Linked DNA regions of Homo sapiens: region 2 is linked to region 1. A link is a loop called in an ENCODE intact Hi-C map of the cell type or tissue named here. Cell type or tissue: heart left ventricle. All regions are shown on one strand. Each heading gives the region's core, and the rest is flanking DNA. Links, peaks and the distances in the headings are about the cores only. Region 1 holds the start of LOC102723321 (a long non-coding RNA gene). Region 2 overlaps CHD1L (chromodomain helicase DNA binding protein 1 like).

Region 1 (8,339 bases), core at 162-8,161:
TCGTTAGTCATAGAACATGTATGCATAAATGTATTGGTCATTTTCTAATTTCAGCCAGTTGAAGTTTAGTTGTAGAAAAGAGAGTGAGCTACCTGAAGGAGCATTTGGGGTAGGATGCTACAATGAGCAAAGAGACTTTTACCAATATTAGAGCAATAACTGTCTGACAGGGAAAGGGAGAAGAGTTGCTAGGAGGGGGAGAGTGATATGTTGAGAAGAAGCAGCACAAATGTTACGTGTTTCACAATTTTAACTACACTGATGAAATGGTCTTACTGAAGTGTGGTGAAAGCAAATGTCATTAAAAATCTGTACAGTACTTTAAAAAAATAGCCTTCAGACTCCTTGGTTCAGTACTGTGAATTAGGGAAGCATGCCATACATGAAAGCATTATAAAAGTGCTACGTAAGATTATATTATTATTGCTAATGTGTTTGTTCAACAAATAAGCATATGAAATTGGAGCACAAGAACACGGACCTAGGAGGGAGGTAACAGACATGGAAAGGCCCCACTCAGATCTCCTTCCCAGGAAAGACTTATAGCCCCAGCTGTGGGGAGTGTAATGAGCACACGTCCTCTAGCTGTAGCTCCCTCAGATTTGGTCTCATCACAGAAAGCACTTCACCTCAGGTCATGACCTTTTGAGTGTATTTGGTGTCTAAGTGAGGTGAGAATATAAAAGCCAGGCCATTTTGACCCAATGTAGGACACCCTTGTTGGTAGTGTTTGTTCTAAAGCTCCCTCAGGTCTGTACTGCAGTTTAACTTCTTCCTCTGCTTAATCCTCCCTCTGCCTTCTTCCTTTCACAGGTGTTGATCCTGAATAAACATCTTACACCCAAACTTCAACTCAATATCTGCCTCCAAAGAACCCAACCTGTGACAAGTGATTTTAGAGATTACCTAACCCAAACTCTTTCTGAAATAATAAAGTTTATTTTTTCCAAATTCAAAATTATTCTTCTTTTAGAATGAGGTGATTATTCAAGTAGAAAGAAAAACATCGCTAACAATGTTGGCAGCCATCTTTGGAGACCACTTGCCGTAACTGTAAGTAATGGTTTTAATCTTTGGGTGTATCATAATATACTTATCCCTTGAACAATTAATACTTTTTCTAGTAGTTTTTTCTAGTTTTTCACTAGTTTAAGTAGTGCTACAATAAATATCTTTGTGCAATAAAGGTTTTTATGTATTCTAAATTATTTTCTTAGGATAGATTCCCAGGTGTAGAATTCTGGTTTGCAGAGTATGATTTTTTTTTTTTTTTTTTTTGAGACAGAGTCTTGCTCTGTTGCTCAGGCTGGAGTGCAGTGGTGCGATCTCGGCTCACTGCAAGCTCCACCTCCCAGGTTCGTGCCATTCTCCTGCCTCAGCCTCCCGAGTAGCTGGGACTACAGGTGCCCGCCACCATGCCCTGCTTATTTTTTGTATTTTTAGTAGAGACGGGGTTTCACCATATTAGCCAGGATGGTCTCGATCTCCTGACCTCGTGATCCGCCCACCTCAGCCTCCCAAAGTACTGGGATTACAGGCATGAGCCACTGCACCCGGCCCAGAATTTGATTTTTGTTGTTGTTGTTGTTGAGACGGTCTCACTCTGACACCCAGGCTGGGTTGCAGTAACATGATCATAGCTCACTGCAGCCTCATATTCCTTGGCTTAAGCAATCCTCCTGCCTGAGTCTCCCAAGTAGTTGGGACTACAGACACATGCCACCATGCCTGGCTAATTTTTTTTCTTTTTCTAGAGGCAGAGTCTTGCTATGTTGCCCAGACTGGTCTCAAACTCCTGGGCTCAAGCAATTCTCCTGCCTCAGCCTCCCAAAGTGTTGAGATTACAGGCATGAGTAACTGTGCCCACCCAGGTATGCCATTTTCAGTGCTCTTGATGGATAGTTTTCCAAAGGCTTGAATCAGTTTTTATTGTCAACAGAGTACAGCAGGGCATCAGGAAGCCCATTTCAATACATTTTTCTATCATTTTATAGAAGAGATAATTACTGGTTAAATATTAATTTGTGACAGTGTTGAGTCTTTTGCTTCTTAGGTGAGATTAATTCCCTTTGGTCCATATGTGTAGAAAACCTGAAACTGTAAAGTGTAAAGCTCTTCTCATCAGCTTACCAGTATTCCTTACTCTCAGGCATGGAATGCCAACCCCCAAAGGATGCTTTTGTGAGGACAAAAGTGAGCAGGTGGTGACGGTAAAAGATACAGAGATTCCTCCCTGGAGAGCAATAGAAATCAGGAGGCAGTGGTCTCGATGAAAACCAGCAGAAGTGAATAGGGACCCATGTACTAGTTGAATCCATGTATTTCCAACATGGTGCGACGTGTATGTGGTAGCAGTGGACCCAAACACCACAGAAAACTTGGGGCAGCCACACAATGGTGTTATTTCAGTCTATAACAATGTTCCATAACCACCTTTTTTTTTACTTAATATGTCATACATTTTCCATGTTATTAAATGTCTATGTGTGATTTAAATCATTTATATTATGTTAAATAAAGCATATAGATTCTGAGATAAGTACTAATACTTTCATTTTAAAGATGGGCAAACTGATGTGCAGAAAGTTTAAAAACGTCTACCATTCCCACAACTAGTAAGTGAGGGGCTCATATTGAAATCCAGTCGGGGCTGACTCCAAAAGCCAGGATTTTCTCACTACACTATGTTGATCCTCAGGGCATAAAAAAACCAGGCCCAGCACATACCCTCTACTTTTGATATCTGGCAGAAGGCCTGGGGAGCGAGGTGTCTGTATGAGAAAGCAGAGTGGTCGAAATACAGCCCCTACCACCATCTTCTTGAAATCGTTCTATTATTTTGCAGTTAACAAGCTGATGGCAATTTAAATTCAGTTCAGGTGTTTAAATACTAGACACTGGGAACACACAGATAAACAGGGATGCCAGTTTAAACAGCTGTATCTGCTTCAACACATTTCAGAAGCAGGAGCAACAGGGAGACCAAATTAAGGCCTGGCACCTTGTGTGCTAGAGACAGATTCTCAGAGTGAGCCCGTGGAGCCCACCACACTCATACCCCACCGCTAGTTCTGCCATGTGCACTGCTTCTGCCACAGAAATGTAGCCTAATTTGAATGGCACAGTCTGTTAGACTCCTCTTGATACCAAAGGAAGGCTTCTCTCTGTCTTTTAGTGATGAAGACACCAGTTGCCCCGCTTCTCTTTTCTTTCCTTTTTTTCCCCCCAATTGGCATCATTTGCTAAGCCCCTCTAAGTACCCAATTCAGGCAGGACATTAGAATTTGCCTCTCAGAGAGGATGCCTCTGACTCCCTCTAGAGGGCACTTGCTGCCAGTTATGGGCTAAGTGCCATTGCTGGGAGGATTCTGTGATCAGCCGGCTGTCAGATTCACGGAAGGCTCCTGGCGCTTGTTGGTTGGTTTGTTCTAGAGAAACAGTTGGAGAGTGTTTCCTTGGGCAGCTGGGAGAGGTGGGGGGACTCCCTGCCCACCTCAATCTCCTCAACACCCCTCCATCCCTCCCCTCCCTGACTGGGCCTTCACTCAGCAGGCCCTTCTAGAGGGCGGAGGCCAAAGGGTGTCACCCGCTTTCATGAACAATGCTGCCTGGAGCCTGTGGTGTTTAGAGGAGTAGATTTAACCACAGAGGGTTTGTGGGAACTCCTAGTTCAGAACACAAGGGAGGAGAGAACAGAACATTGAGATGCAAAGATTTATGAGGGAGAAAGACTCATGTAAGAAAAGGAAATTAGAAACCAAGCAAGCAGAATATTCCAAAGACAGCCACATACCACCCATAATAATGAAGTTTCCATGACTCTCTTTGGCTCAGATAGGTCTGCTTAATAATTAATATGGCAACTCTCCCTCTCTCTGCAAACAGGTGGCTGTACAGGGCTTGGCAAATATTTCCTTATTGCTCCCTTTACTTTCTCCGAGAGGAAGGTTGGGTGGTCCAGAGGATTTCCCAGATGGAGCAGCAGGCTTCCCATGCCTGCCATTTGCATAAGGTAACAGAGTGAGACAAGAGCAGTTCTGGGACTGGCAGGCAGAGTTCCTTAGTGCCATGCGCACAGTGGCAAGATCCCTCAGGCACCTCAGGAGAGTGGGATCAAGGCCGAGAGGGTAGGCGAATGTCGGTACATGAATGGATTTTGAAATGGAGGCAGCACTTGTCATGTGCCAGCTTCCTTTGGAAAATGATGCTACAGAGATCCCATCACTGGTTGGGTCTTGTCCAGCTGCTTTGTGGAGGGAAGGATGAACAGGACATGCTCTCCTTTGTGCCACCACCCCAGTCAGGTTTGTTCCTCTCCATCTCTGGACTCGTTGTTAGTCTTCCCTGGCTTCACCTTCTCCTCTTCAGTCTAGACTGTACATACTGCTGCCAGAAATATCTTCCCAAAATACTGCTTCTGCCATGTCCCTCCCCAGATAGAAAACCTATGGAGGAAGTCACAAACAAGTCATATCAGTCCTGTAGATATGCTTTGTTTCAAGTATGTGATGTTTTAAGAAATATTTTGAATTTGTTTCCAACACGGAAAAAAGGAAAATCTTAGATAAAAATCTGAATTTCTAGCTTTTGGTGGGGGGAGAACTAGGTGATCTGGCAATTCTATACCTGTATTTCCACATTGCAGTTGACTGGAGTGAAGTAGCAACTGCTGCCTTCAGACAGGGCACTGATGATGTTGAGCATCTTTTCATGCACTTATTAGTCATTCATATATCTTCTTTGGTGAAATATCTGTTCAAATCTTTTGTCTATTTTTTAAAAAATGAATTATTTGTCTTCTTATCATTGAGTTATCAGAGCTCTCCTTCACTTTTTACTAGATAATTCTTCTTTACTCCAATTCTCTGTTATGGTGAATAATTCCTTATATTACACTTTCCCTGCTCATATTACTATGTGGTATCTCTCTTTATTGGATTCCAATTTATACACATGGCTACTAATATTTATACTCTGTTAAGCCAGCAAGAAATGCTCAGAACGTAAGTAAGAAAAAGAAAGTGTTTGAGCTAGACAGATTTGCGTTTGGATCCCAGTTTTGTCACCTCTATGTGGCTATAGACAAGGCATTTCATCTTTCTGAACTTGCCTGTTATTACCTTTAAAATATGAAAATAATGGCCACCTCGCAGGATTTTCTTAAAGATTAGAGATAATATACGAAAGTAGCTTATCACAGAGATTGGCAGTTAGTAACAACTCAAAAAATGATAGCCAAAAATAGCAGCAGCAAGTGACCAAGAGCTGAAAATAAGTCTTAGGGTTTCTACAGGTGAGAGTAATATTCATTTAAGCTACATTTGATAACAAGGTCCTTGTTATTTAGCAAAAAGTACCCCTTAAGTGGCACCTGTGTGCCACTATAGCTAAAGAGATGCCAAAGAGAAGCTGGATGATGATGGCCCAGGAAGGTCCTCATGCCATGACCACGCTTTGGGAGCTCATCATAAATATGAAGACTGGTCTTCAGCTTCATAGGATCCATTTTATCAGTACCCCAGGAGTGTCCAAGCTTTAGAAGGCTGACGTATGTCAACTAAACTCACGTAGTTAGTCTTCAGGATAACTGGAGTGACTCTCTTTTAGGGATTGATTCATTATTCAGTTGCTGCCTATTATGAAAGTTAAAAAAAATTACTTATTCTTATATTCAACCCAACTATTTATGGAGACACAACCTCAAACTAAAATGATCAAGTTGCTATTGAAAAAAACATAAATTACAAGATACCACAGGCACTGTGATATCACTAAAATGCAATGACAATAATTATTTAGCTTACCAGCTGATTTGGACATTTTATATATTTAAGTTTTGTGCATGATTAGAACCAGAATCAGGAATAGACACAATGAAGGTGTCATAGAGTGGTAATTCATAGGTTTTCAAGTAGTGGCTTGATCTTTGCCTGAATGGAGTGGGAAAACTGCCAGCTAGAGGCCTGTAAACAGCATCTGCACTCAGATGAGGATACTGGAGTGTGTTAAGATCCTTCTCTTGTTTTGAGACCCTTCTGTTCTGAGAGAGTCTTGTAAGTGATCTCTTTGGTCAGGCAGATGTAAGGTAAGAATCCACTTGTCCTTGGGGAAACCTGCTAAGTATTCTATTTGGATCTATTATCTGGAGTGTGACCTCAGATTTAGGACATTTTTTTCTACACATGGATTTGAGCTGTGGTATTCTGAGCATTCTATGTGTATGAAATGCATAGGGGTTTTGCTCAAGCATTTGCACACTGAACGCAGGAGGCAAGGTTATGGCAGGTATGATGCACAGGACTTATTGTCTCTTTACTGCACACAAGATAAAAGACTGGAGAGGATGTGGACTGTTTGTTGTGCCACATGGTTTTATTTAGTACAGAATAGGCCATTTTTGTTACAGAATAGGGCCTCACTGTGCCCTGTAAGAGAATGGAAGACAATAGATGCTCTACAGAGACAGAGAAATGAGGTGGGCTTTGGACTGAAAATGAGGGAGATCTTTGGGTCTGGTGGAAATTGAGCCTAGATTCTGAGCATGGAGATATAATGGCATTTGTCAGCTACTCTCTGTTGTATGTCTTTGTTCCAAGGGCATTTATTACACACCCAGATTAGATTCAGATTAGCCACATTTGGGGAGCTAAGGAACATGGCTATATGCATATTTAAGGCACTACATGTAGAGGGAGTTGGTATTCCTGGAGTTACAAGACAACAAGAGGTGAAAGCAGGAGCATGGCACCTCAATATTCTGGGGGGCAAGGGCTCGGACTGAGATGGCACGTGACAAGCAGAGAGGGTTTATGGAACCGGGGAGGTTTTCTCAGTGACCACTGGAGGTACTTGAGGAGGCGAACCTGATAAAAGGCACTTTCTGCAGCCCTAGAGGATGCTTGATAGGAATTTAGCTATTGTTATTTGTGTATTAAAAGGCCAGAGAATTTGAGTACTTCTGTGCTACATAAATATACATATTTTAACACCATAGGTATAACAAGATCACTGACACTATTAGAAGCAGAAGCTCAATTCTAGGACAATATTATGAACTGGCTTTCCAAATCATTCCTAATAATGAGTAGCAACACAGAAAAGACCTTTTTTCCCCTCTATTTTCCTTCCTTTTCTCTTGCTGAGCTTGGAAATCTGGGTGAGGATCAAACAGTCCTTGCTTATGGTTCATATGGGGCTCTGCTCTCTGGAGCTCCTCCTAACAGCATATCATGCTTCATGACTCCTGCAACCGACTAGCTCTGATGCTCTGATCTGACAGGTTTCTATTCTTGATGTTTGTTTTGCTATGCATTATACATTACCCCATGCTTATGAAGAACTGGCCATTCTATCTGACTTAGGCCTTCGTGGTTTCCTTGGACTTTTAGTAGTCTCTGACCTTCTTTACCTTCTCCTTTTTTTCTTCTTTCCTCCTCTTCCTTATTCTAGAAAAGATTTTCCTTCCTGTAAGGGATAGCTTTAAAAAAATTTAAAGTGCGTATACAGATATAGTTAATCAAGATTAAATTAAAGGTAGATGAATAAAAGAAAGGAAAAACAAGGACGAGGAACAAGGGGGATACAAAAATGTATCCCTAATGATTCCAACTCTTGATTACTGGTGGGCCACCAATTGATGCCAAGCTTCCCGGAGATCACTTGAAAAGGTGGGAGCTTATTAAGTGCCCAAGCCACAGGGGTCACGAGGTGAAAACCAGCAAAACAACTTATTCCTAATATTAAAACCAGAAAGAAAATTATCTTAAGACACGCCATAAGGAAGATCTTGTGTAATATCATGAAAAGGGTCTTCAGTAACAACTCTTTACTGTAGGCACTGGGATGGAACTCATTAGGGGTAACTGCACCAAAGCTCAAGAAAAGCAATTCTCTGCTAGGTGCAGTGGCTCACACCTGTAATCCCAGTACTTTGGGAGGCCAAGGTGGGCAGATCACTTGAGGTCAGGAGTTTGAGACCAGCCTGGCCAACGTGGTGAAGCCCTGTCTCTACCAAAAAATACAAAAATTAGCCGGGTGTGGTGGTATGCACCTGTAATCCCAGCTACTGGGAAAGCTGAGGTGGGAGAATTGCTTGAACCCGGGAGGTGGAGGTTGCAGTTAGTGGAGATCAAGCCACTGTACTCCAGCCTGGGCAACAGAGCAAGACCCTGTCTACAAAAAAAAAAAAAGAATTTTTTCCTTTTTTTTTATTATACTTTAAATTCTAGGGTACATGTGCACAACATGCAAGTTTTTACATAGGTATACATGTGCCATGTTGGTTTGCTGCACCCATTAACTCGTCATTTACGTTAGGTATTTCTCCTAACGCTATCCCT
Region 2 (8,339 bases), core at 14-8,013, 430 kb before region 1:
ACTTTGGTATTTATTTATAAACTTTTATTGTTTGGTAAATTTTGCCTGAGGGAAATTGACCTTAAATACCACTAGACTTGGCAGTGTTTCCTTTTCTTTTTCTTGCCAGGGGCCATCGGGTTTTACTTTTCTCCCAAATGACCCAGATGTTGGATATTCTCCAAGACTATATGGATTACAGAGGTGACACCTTTTGGCCACTACATTACCTAAGGCTCTGTTAGACTTAACAGTCCAGATAGGTCCATGAAGAATAATATGGGATATGAGAATATTACAAAGGAAAGCAGGGTGAGAACATTATTCAGAACCAAAAAATCAAAAGGCGAGAGGAGAGTGATGTGTGAAGGCAAGGATGGACAGCAGAGAACAGGCACGTGGGCAGAAATAAACACCCACGTTCCCATCAGTTACATGATTTAAAATTATGGGCCGTGGAGCAAATGTTGTGGAAATGTTTTTGAAAATGTGTGATAAAGTTTCAGTGACTAGAGCTTTTAGCGTCTTGTAACATTCACCTCAACAGTTGAGCACTTACTCATGATCAGTGAAAAGGTGAATATTGAAATTATAGAGATAACAAATAAGCCAGGGGAAAAGTAAGAGCAACTTTTTCTGCATAGACAATAAAGAATGTAGGTTATTACCTGGGAAGTCTGTTTAATATGTAATAAGATTTGTGTGAGATGATGAGAAAAGGCTCTAACATGAGTTGATCTTGAGCCCAATGTTGAACAGCTCCAGACCTTACAATTTAAAAAAGTAGTTCAGACCGGGTGTCTGAGTTCCGCAGTATACCTGGTCCAGTGGACACTTGCAGAATGCCGTTGGCACATGCCACTGGCCATTGAGGGGTCCCCAGATGCATAAACAGCCTGATCCTGTAGCTCCCCTTCCCCACACGGATGCATGGAGGCAGGTGGCGAACTCTAAAGCCTCACTGAAAGGCAGATTGCTGGACTGTTAGAAGGGGCTCACTCACCTGCCTCCAAGCGCTTGTCTTCTGTTTACATAAGAATTACATCTCAGCAAAGTTGAAACTATCACACAGGATAGATGCTCAGGGTTGCTTGAGAATAGTCAAAACTGAGTATTAACTTCATAAGTGCCAAAGACTTCAACTGCATGTATTTAAAAAATCCAGAGGAGTATGTTATGGTGAGTTATTTTGTAAAATGATAATTGTCCCTGTTAATTTAAATTTTTCCCTTTGGGATTTGCTTAAAGTAGGGCTGTGCCTGTATATGGAAAGGGACAAAATTGGCCTTTGGTTTTGGGCTTAATTTTTTATTCCCCAAAGACTACTTGAAAAGGGTTAAGATTTCTGTTTTTCTTCCTCTCTGTAAAGGCTACAGCTATGAGCGTGTGGATGGTTCTGTGAGAGGAGAAGAGAGACACTTGGCCATTAAGAACTTTGGACAGCAGCCCATTTTCGTTTTTCTCCTGAGTACTAGGGCAGGTAGGCTGCAAAGGCATTGATGGAAACAGACAAATGAGGGATAATAGAGTACTATTACATCCCAACGGTTAGTACACTTTTTTCCTTAATTCTCTGAAAGGTGAGGTTACTATTGAATGTAAAACAAGGTACTGGACATCAAGCATGGTGCTGTTTTCTATCCAGCCTGTCCAAACTGTCATCTCAGCAAAGAAGTAAGGCTGAAACCTGGGGTTATTGGAAAGTAATTCTAATCTGCTTTGACCATTGACCTGGGAATGTCCTGAAAGATTTATGTGATTTTGTGGAATGTTTCATTTACATTCAGTGGAAGTAGCTCTTCTTCCCAACCGTGAATTTGGGAAATAAGGTAACAGTTTGTCTACTAGTTGTCCTTCCTCTATAAGTATTTCTGGAATAGTGCTGAAAAGCTTAACAAAAATCTAGTTGTTAAAAAATGTGATTATGTTGAAAATACCAACTTTTTAGAATTATTTATGACATCATCCATATATGATTTAAATCGTGAATATTACGACATTTGTAATGCTTTACCAGTTACAGAGTGCTTTCATTTACTGTTACATAATTTGAAATCAGCTCTTGGAGATGAAATGATTCTCTAAGTCATTGTGGTGTCTGGAAAAAAAAAAAAAAAGGCCGGCACGGTGGCCCATGCCTGTAATCCCAGCACTTTGGGAGGCTGAGGTGGGTGGATCACTGGAGGTGAGGAGTTTGAGACCAGCCTGGCCAACATGGTGAAACCCCGTCTCTACTTAAAAAAATACAAAACTTAGCTGGATGTAGTGGTGCGTGCCTGTAATCCCAACTACTACGGAGGCTGAGGCAGGAGAACCGCTGGAATCCAGGAGGCGGAGGTTGCAGTGAGCCAAGATTGCACCACTACATTCCAGCCTAAGAAATTTTTCTCAGGTCCTGGAGCAAGCTGACCTTAGTTTTCAACTCATAGGATCCTAGTTTCATTATCTTATTTTTGTAGACATAAATCTTGATGGAGTACATGCAGGAACATGAAAGAGATGTGTGTCCTCTATTAAAGACAGATTGACATTTTTCTAAAAAGAGAGTTCAGTCTTATTTAGAAAGCTTTCTAAATGCCTGCTGCTATAAGGGTATATGAAAGAAGTGTTAGATATAATTTTTGATTATAAGGAGATTATTTCACCTGTGTTTGTTTTATCTCCCTAATAAAATTAATAACATAAGATTCATTTGGCCTCACTCTTCCAAGATCATAGACTGCACATGGAGTCTCAGCCATTTTCTCATGTGATCAGTTGCCTCAGGGTTAGTCTCAGGAGAAACTGAAAGAATCAGGCAGTGCATCATCACTGCCGGGAAAACAGTTTTATTTATGCTTTAATGATTTCATCATCCTCATATTCAGAGAGCAGCATTATGTTTGAAATGTCTAAAATTAGGAAAAAAGAGATCTCTGCTTTTCAGTTAATCTCCTTGGAGGACTCAGAGTAGATCTGGGAGCTGAAGCAGTCCTGGACATTAGTCTTCTCCAAACACTGTTGTGTTTGCTGTCACAGTTTTGTTGTAGTTTTGCAGTATTTTCATTTATTTAACAGGTTTCCTTCCAAATTTCAAATATTTCTGTGATGAGTCATGTTGCCACCAGATGGCAGTGATAGCTCATGAATATGTTCCTATTCATGGATGTGGGTGTGGCTTATTTATAAAAATCTCACCCCTCGGTGAAGAGCTGCACTTAGACAACATGAATTCAAGAAGATAATTTTATGGAACACATTTTAAAATGAAATAAGCACCTGAAAAGTATTATAGTATAGTGGATAAAAGCACGGGCTCTGGACCAAGACTGCAAGGGAATGAATCCTGGCTCTTTCACCTTCTAGGCTTGCAACTTCAGAGAAGTCCCTTACCCTCCCTTTCAACATCTATAAAGTGGGGAAAATCGTAGCAACTACTCAACTTCCCGACAGGGTTGTTGTGAGGGTTAAAGGAGTTAATATAGAGAGAGTGCTTAGAATAATGCCTGGCAAGTAGTAAGCACAGCGTAAGTGTCATTATCATTATTATTAGGTATAATTTAGCATCTCTCAGTAATCGGTCATGATTACCTCCTTGTTCCAACTTCAACTTGATACGAAGACTTTAATTAGAATATTCCTGCCTGATTTGTCTGGAGATCCAGCTTATGGTCAGTAGTCCTTCTTAAAAGTTAGTCCTTAATTCAGGTTTATGGAACAAGCCCTTTCAGGCTTGCTTGTTTCAGCAACCAGCTCTAACGACCCTGGCAAGAGGGAGTCTGTTTTGTACTTGTTTTCACATTAATCAAAGAGAAGGCTGCAATGTACCTTCACGGTTCTCTTAATTAATTCCTGTAACTCAAGGTACCTCCTCAGCTCTCTTCCTGCAGCACTGAAGAAAGACCAGCAAGAGTGTTCTGAGCAAGCCTCAGAACACTCAGAGTAAATGACAAGAGTGTTCTTGTCTTGCCGTTGGTTTTGTTACTTTCTTTTTGATTAATGTGGAAACCAGTACAAAAAAGACTCACTGGAGTTTTCTCTAATCAGAGGGAGGAGGTTTCCCACTCTGCTCAGGAGTATAATATCATCCACTCTTCTCATTAACTTTTTATCAGAGATCTTGCTACCTAGTTGTAACTTGCAAGCGACATTCGGCACTCTTCTCTTGACAGTGCGCACTGCAGACCTCTCATATTTAGATCTGTTTTCTGAAAGAGCATGTGTCCTTTTCCTCAGACTACTCTAATCAAAATCTAATCAAGGTTTTTAAGCAGAAGAGATAAAGTGGCTCCATGGCACTGACTTAAGTATCCACCTTGGCCACTTGCCCCTGCTCCGCTCATTCTGTTCCATTCAGTAATAAAAATTTTCCCATCAGGCAATAAGAGGTCAGGTAGCACTTCTCACCGCTGGAACAAGGCTTTGGAGTTAGGGGTGTGGGTCCATTTGAAGGATGAAGCCAATTGTTTTGACTGATTTCAGTTTATCAGTCTGACCCACTCTAGCCTTGTGCTTATTTTCTAGCTCCTCGTCTTTGTGCTGCTGATTACATTCCTTTTTGCATTGTTTTCAGGTGGAGTTGGCATGAACTTAACAGCAGCAGATACTGTGATTTTTGTTGACAGTGACTTTAATCCTCAGAATGACTTGCAAGCAGCTGCCAGGGCTCATCGCATTGGCCAAAACAAGTAAGTGATTTTTTTCTGCTTCCTTGGCTTGCCCAGCAGCAGTTCTGGGTTGTGAAAAAGGTGAAGAATATAGTCCTGGTGACAGTCCCACACTGGGAGCTGAGAGACCACCAGGTTTTAGCTCATCTGTGCTATTGACTCCTAGGGTAGTATTGGGTGGGTCACATTATCAGTCCAGACTGACTTTATTAGAAGGAGTCAAATCAAACTGTGAAAGGATTAGAAGGAAACTTTAGAAGTCATTTAACTCATCCTTCTTGAGTTAGGGTCTGACTCAGTTAAAAAATGGGGTTATGGGGCTATGGAGCTAAGCTAAAAAAAAAAAAAAGAAAGATAGATGTTGCCCTTTGATCTGAGGATAATTTGATCTTCCAGATATTTTCCTTGGCTACAGATAAGGAATCCCAGTCATGGTTACCCCATCATTCTTTCTTTGACTGTCTGGAATGGTTCAGAGAGAATTTCAGGCGAGTTCTCTCTAACAAGTGCTCAGGACCAAATGAACCAATCTCCCTTTCATTGTACCCTGAATATGGTATTTGGTTTTGTTTGCTTTTAGATGTATTTACCTTGCATACTTTTGCCCAGCTTTGCACACCCTTATAGCACACTACCCTTGTTTGACTTATGTCCAGGTCTGTTAAAGTTATTCGGCTGATTGGTCGAGACACTGTGGAAGAAATAGTCTATAGGAAAGCAGCCTCCAAACTGCAGCTCACCAACATGATCATAGAAGGAGGCCATTTTACTCTGGGAGCCCAGAAACCCGCTGCCGATGCTGACCTCCAGGTATGATATGATATACTGTTCTTCACTTTGGAATATACCAATACCCTTTGTGGAGGAGAATGTAAATGAAAAGAACCAGCACTCACCCTCTCCCCAGCTACACATTTGTTCCTTGGCCTCCCTCACACCTGCCACAGTGCTGGCTGTGTGCAGGGTCTGTAGGAAGTAAGGATTAGTTCCAAGCCTCATCACTTCTTGGCTGTTTGGGTTTGAGCGGCTTTCTTAACTTCTTAGATCTACTCTTTTTGCATTTCTAAAAATAAAGACACCACAGGTTAGCTCAGAGGGCTGTTAAGAGAATTAGTTAAAATAAAGAACTCAATAACAATTAATTCTGTACTTCCACCTTAGTCCCAGAGCCTTTGATCAGTGACTTACATTACTTCATACTCAGAAGAGGGCGAATGAGATCAGGAATTCATAATTGTGCCTTAGAAAAAATGGGTGAAAGAACTAGAGGTAATTTATTTAAAGAAGGGAGTACTGGATGGGAGACAGACACTGGATTGGAAGATTTTAGAGCTCTCTTTTGGAAGAGGACTTAGAGTTACTCTGTAGCAGCCCTTGGGTTAAAATTAAAACTCATAATATTTCCTGGATGCTTTGTTTTTGCCCTAAGGATGAGGGGCTGGATGCAAAGAGACCAACTCCTAGGATACTAGAAAGATGCAGGTATGAAGGGAGTAATAAATGTCTGTCAAGGGCAGCATCAGTGGGAGAGTCTGGTGTGAGAAACATTGCAAAAGAAGGAAGGACAGGAGTTGGCTACTGTTTAGAGTTGGGTCTCAACAGTAGGGAGATAGAAAATTCAAAGATGGCTGTGAGGTTTTAGGCCCCTATGATGAGGAGAGAAGAAAGGAAAATAAGAAGTAGGGCAGAGTTTTAGGAAGATAAAGAGAATTTAGGCTTTAGTCAGAGTGTGCAGTAAAAATACAATATAAACAAACTATTGTTAGAGGCAGACTCAGACAAAAGGAAAGAATTTTATTTGTAAAAGTTTGCAAGATGGACTAGGATTGGAAAGGACTAGTCCATCAAAAAACATAAGTGTTTAAGAGAGAAAAAGTGACACAATATTAGAAGCAGAGTTACTAAGTTTGTAATTAGTCTGAAAAAACAGCAGTTTTCTTACATGGTTACCGTATCTGCAAAGGCCAGTGCATATCTTTACATATCAGTGTTGCAAAAGACAGGGATCCTGTTGTTTTTGTTAGGGAGTTAGTAATTACAGGAAAGGCTCAAGGTTTTATTAATTTTGGGACTAGAACTAGAAAGAGTAACACTGGGTTTGTTCTTTGTTTATCTTAGGGGGTAGGTGTGGCTTTTTTCTTTTTCTGACTTTCCTTGTGTTGCTGACTGTGTCACATGCATGCTTAATTAACCATAATGGTGCTAGGGCAGGCTGTACATTTTGTTTTCACACTAAGAGACAATTATAAATGTGAGATGAAAGCTTGAGAGAGAGGTAGAGGTACGCTGTAGATACCCTTAAATGCAGTTTTCCACAGAAAAATTATCCATAGAACCTTAAGAGAGAGAAGGTCACTGCTGGGCATAGTGAAGGGGTAAATGACAGAGCCTCACAAGGCCCGCATTCTCTTGTTAGAGGAGGAAGGATGTCATAGGTTGTTTGCACTCTCCCAGTGGAGGGAGCGCCAGGGGTCCAATGAGGGGTATCTTGTGATGTGGGCTGCTGGACACATCACTGTGAAAGATGTAGACATACCTCCACCCCATGGGGCCACAAACGAGTGGGAACATGGACTGCTGGCTGAGAGCGACTCTGTTGGACTTCTTGCCCAGCTCATGGTTATCGGAAAGTTACTTTCTGACTCTAATGTCTGATTTATCTCTTCCCCATGCAGATGCTATGAGTTATTTGTGGTTACCAAAAGCAAAGGTGATAACCCAGAGCCCTTGTCTAAAAAGAAAGCAGGGGATTTTTGTTTGTTTTTGTTTTTTGGGTTTTTTTTTTTTTTTTTTTTTGAGACAGAGTCTCGTTCTGTTGCCAGGCTGGAGTGCAGTGGCGCGATCTCAGCTCACTGCAACCTCTGCCTCCCGGGTTCAAGCAATTCTCCTGCCTCAGCCTCCTGAGTAGCTGGGACTACAGGCGCGCACCACCACGCCTAGCTAATTTTTGCATTTTTAGTAGAGACGGGGTTTCACCATGTTGGCCAGACTGGTCTTGATCTCCTGACCTTGTGATCCGTCCACCTCGGCCTCCTAAAGTGCTGGGATTACAGGCATGAGCCACTGCGCCTGGGGGTATTTTTTTTTTTTTAAATACCAAGAAACCAAAAGTAAAAGATGTGGTTCTGATTTGGTAAATCTAAGCAGTAGGTATGGAGTTCTGAAGTCCTGAAAGAAGGAAACAGGTTTTTTATCCTGCAGGGAGGACACAGTAGAAACAGGCAGGCAGATGCAGGTGTAGTGAACACTTATTGGATACTGTGTGCTGAGTGTTGTCTGAGGTGCTCTTTTCCAGTTGTTTCAGTAAATAAGAATAACAGCAGGATGAGATAGACACTATCTTTATCCCCATCTTAAGTAATTTGCCCAAGGTTATTCAGATTTAGGATTCCAATCCAAGCACTCTCTAACCTCCGAGCACATGCCCTTAATTACTGTAATATACAGCTTCTCATAAAAACACATGTAATTTTCTTAATGACTAAGACACATTGCAAGTGAGCAATAACAAGGGAGAGCCAGGAGGTGAGCATAAGTACAAGGGGGTGAAAGGGAGGGTCCCAGTATGGACCAATTCTTATCATAAATAGTTGGCTTCCTACTATTTTTGGTACCAGCTGCCAAAGCCAGTCATCCTGGTTATGTGTATGGAGGGTAAATATAATATATCTAGGTACATTCATGCTTAAGTGAGCTGTCTATTGTTTCTTCAAG

What was found. A loop is a pair of places that touch in the nucleus more often than their neighbours do. Peaks named below come from ENCODE experiments on the same cell type or tissue, not always from the same donor. Only the 100,000 strongest peaks of a DNase experiment are listed, where the experiment ranks them.
Region 2: it touches region 1 in a loop (3-fold over the local background); 5 of 110 quality-filtered maps call a loop at or near these places.

The regions. Positions count from the first base shown.
Region 1 is chr1:147,696,797-147,705,135 of GRCh38, forward strand. LOC105371230 (a long non-coding RNA gene) reads right to left here. Exons shown (of 3, transcript XR_922077.4): 3 at 3,270-4,445. It overlaps LOC102723321 (a long non-coding RNA gene), which reads left to right and starts at 3,932. Exons shown (of 3, transcript XR_922079.4): 1 at 3,932-4,012. In heart left ventricle, for the core only: a CTCF peak has its summit at 3,320; a DNase peak (open chromatin) is centred at 3,365.
Region 2 is chr1:147,270,823-147,279,161 of GRCh38, forward strand. It overlaps CHD1L (chromodomain helicase DNA binding protein 1 like), which reads left to right. Exons shown (of 23, transcript NM_004284.6): 11 at 110-183; 12 at 1,349-1,459; 13 at 4,532-4,646; 14 at 5,282-5,435. Among named protein-coding and RNA genes, the nearest start is that of CHD1L, 32 kb to the left of the region's middle. In heart left ventricle, for the core only: a CTCF peak has its summit at 3,083 (motif pointing right); no DNase peak of the experiment used is centred there.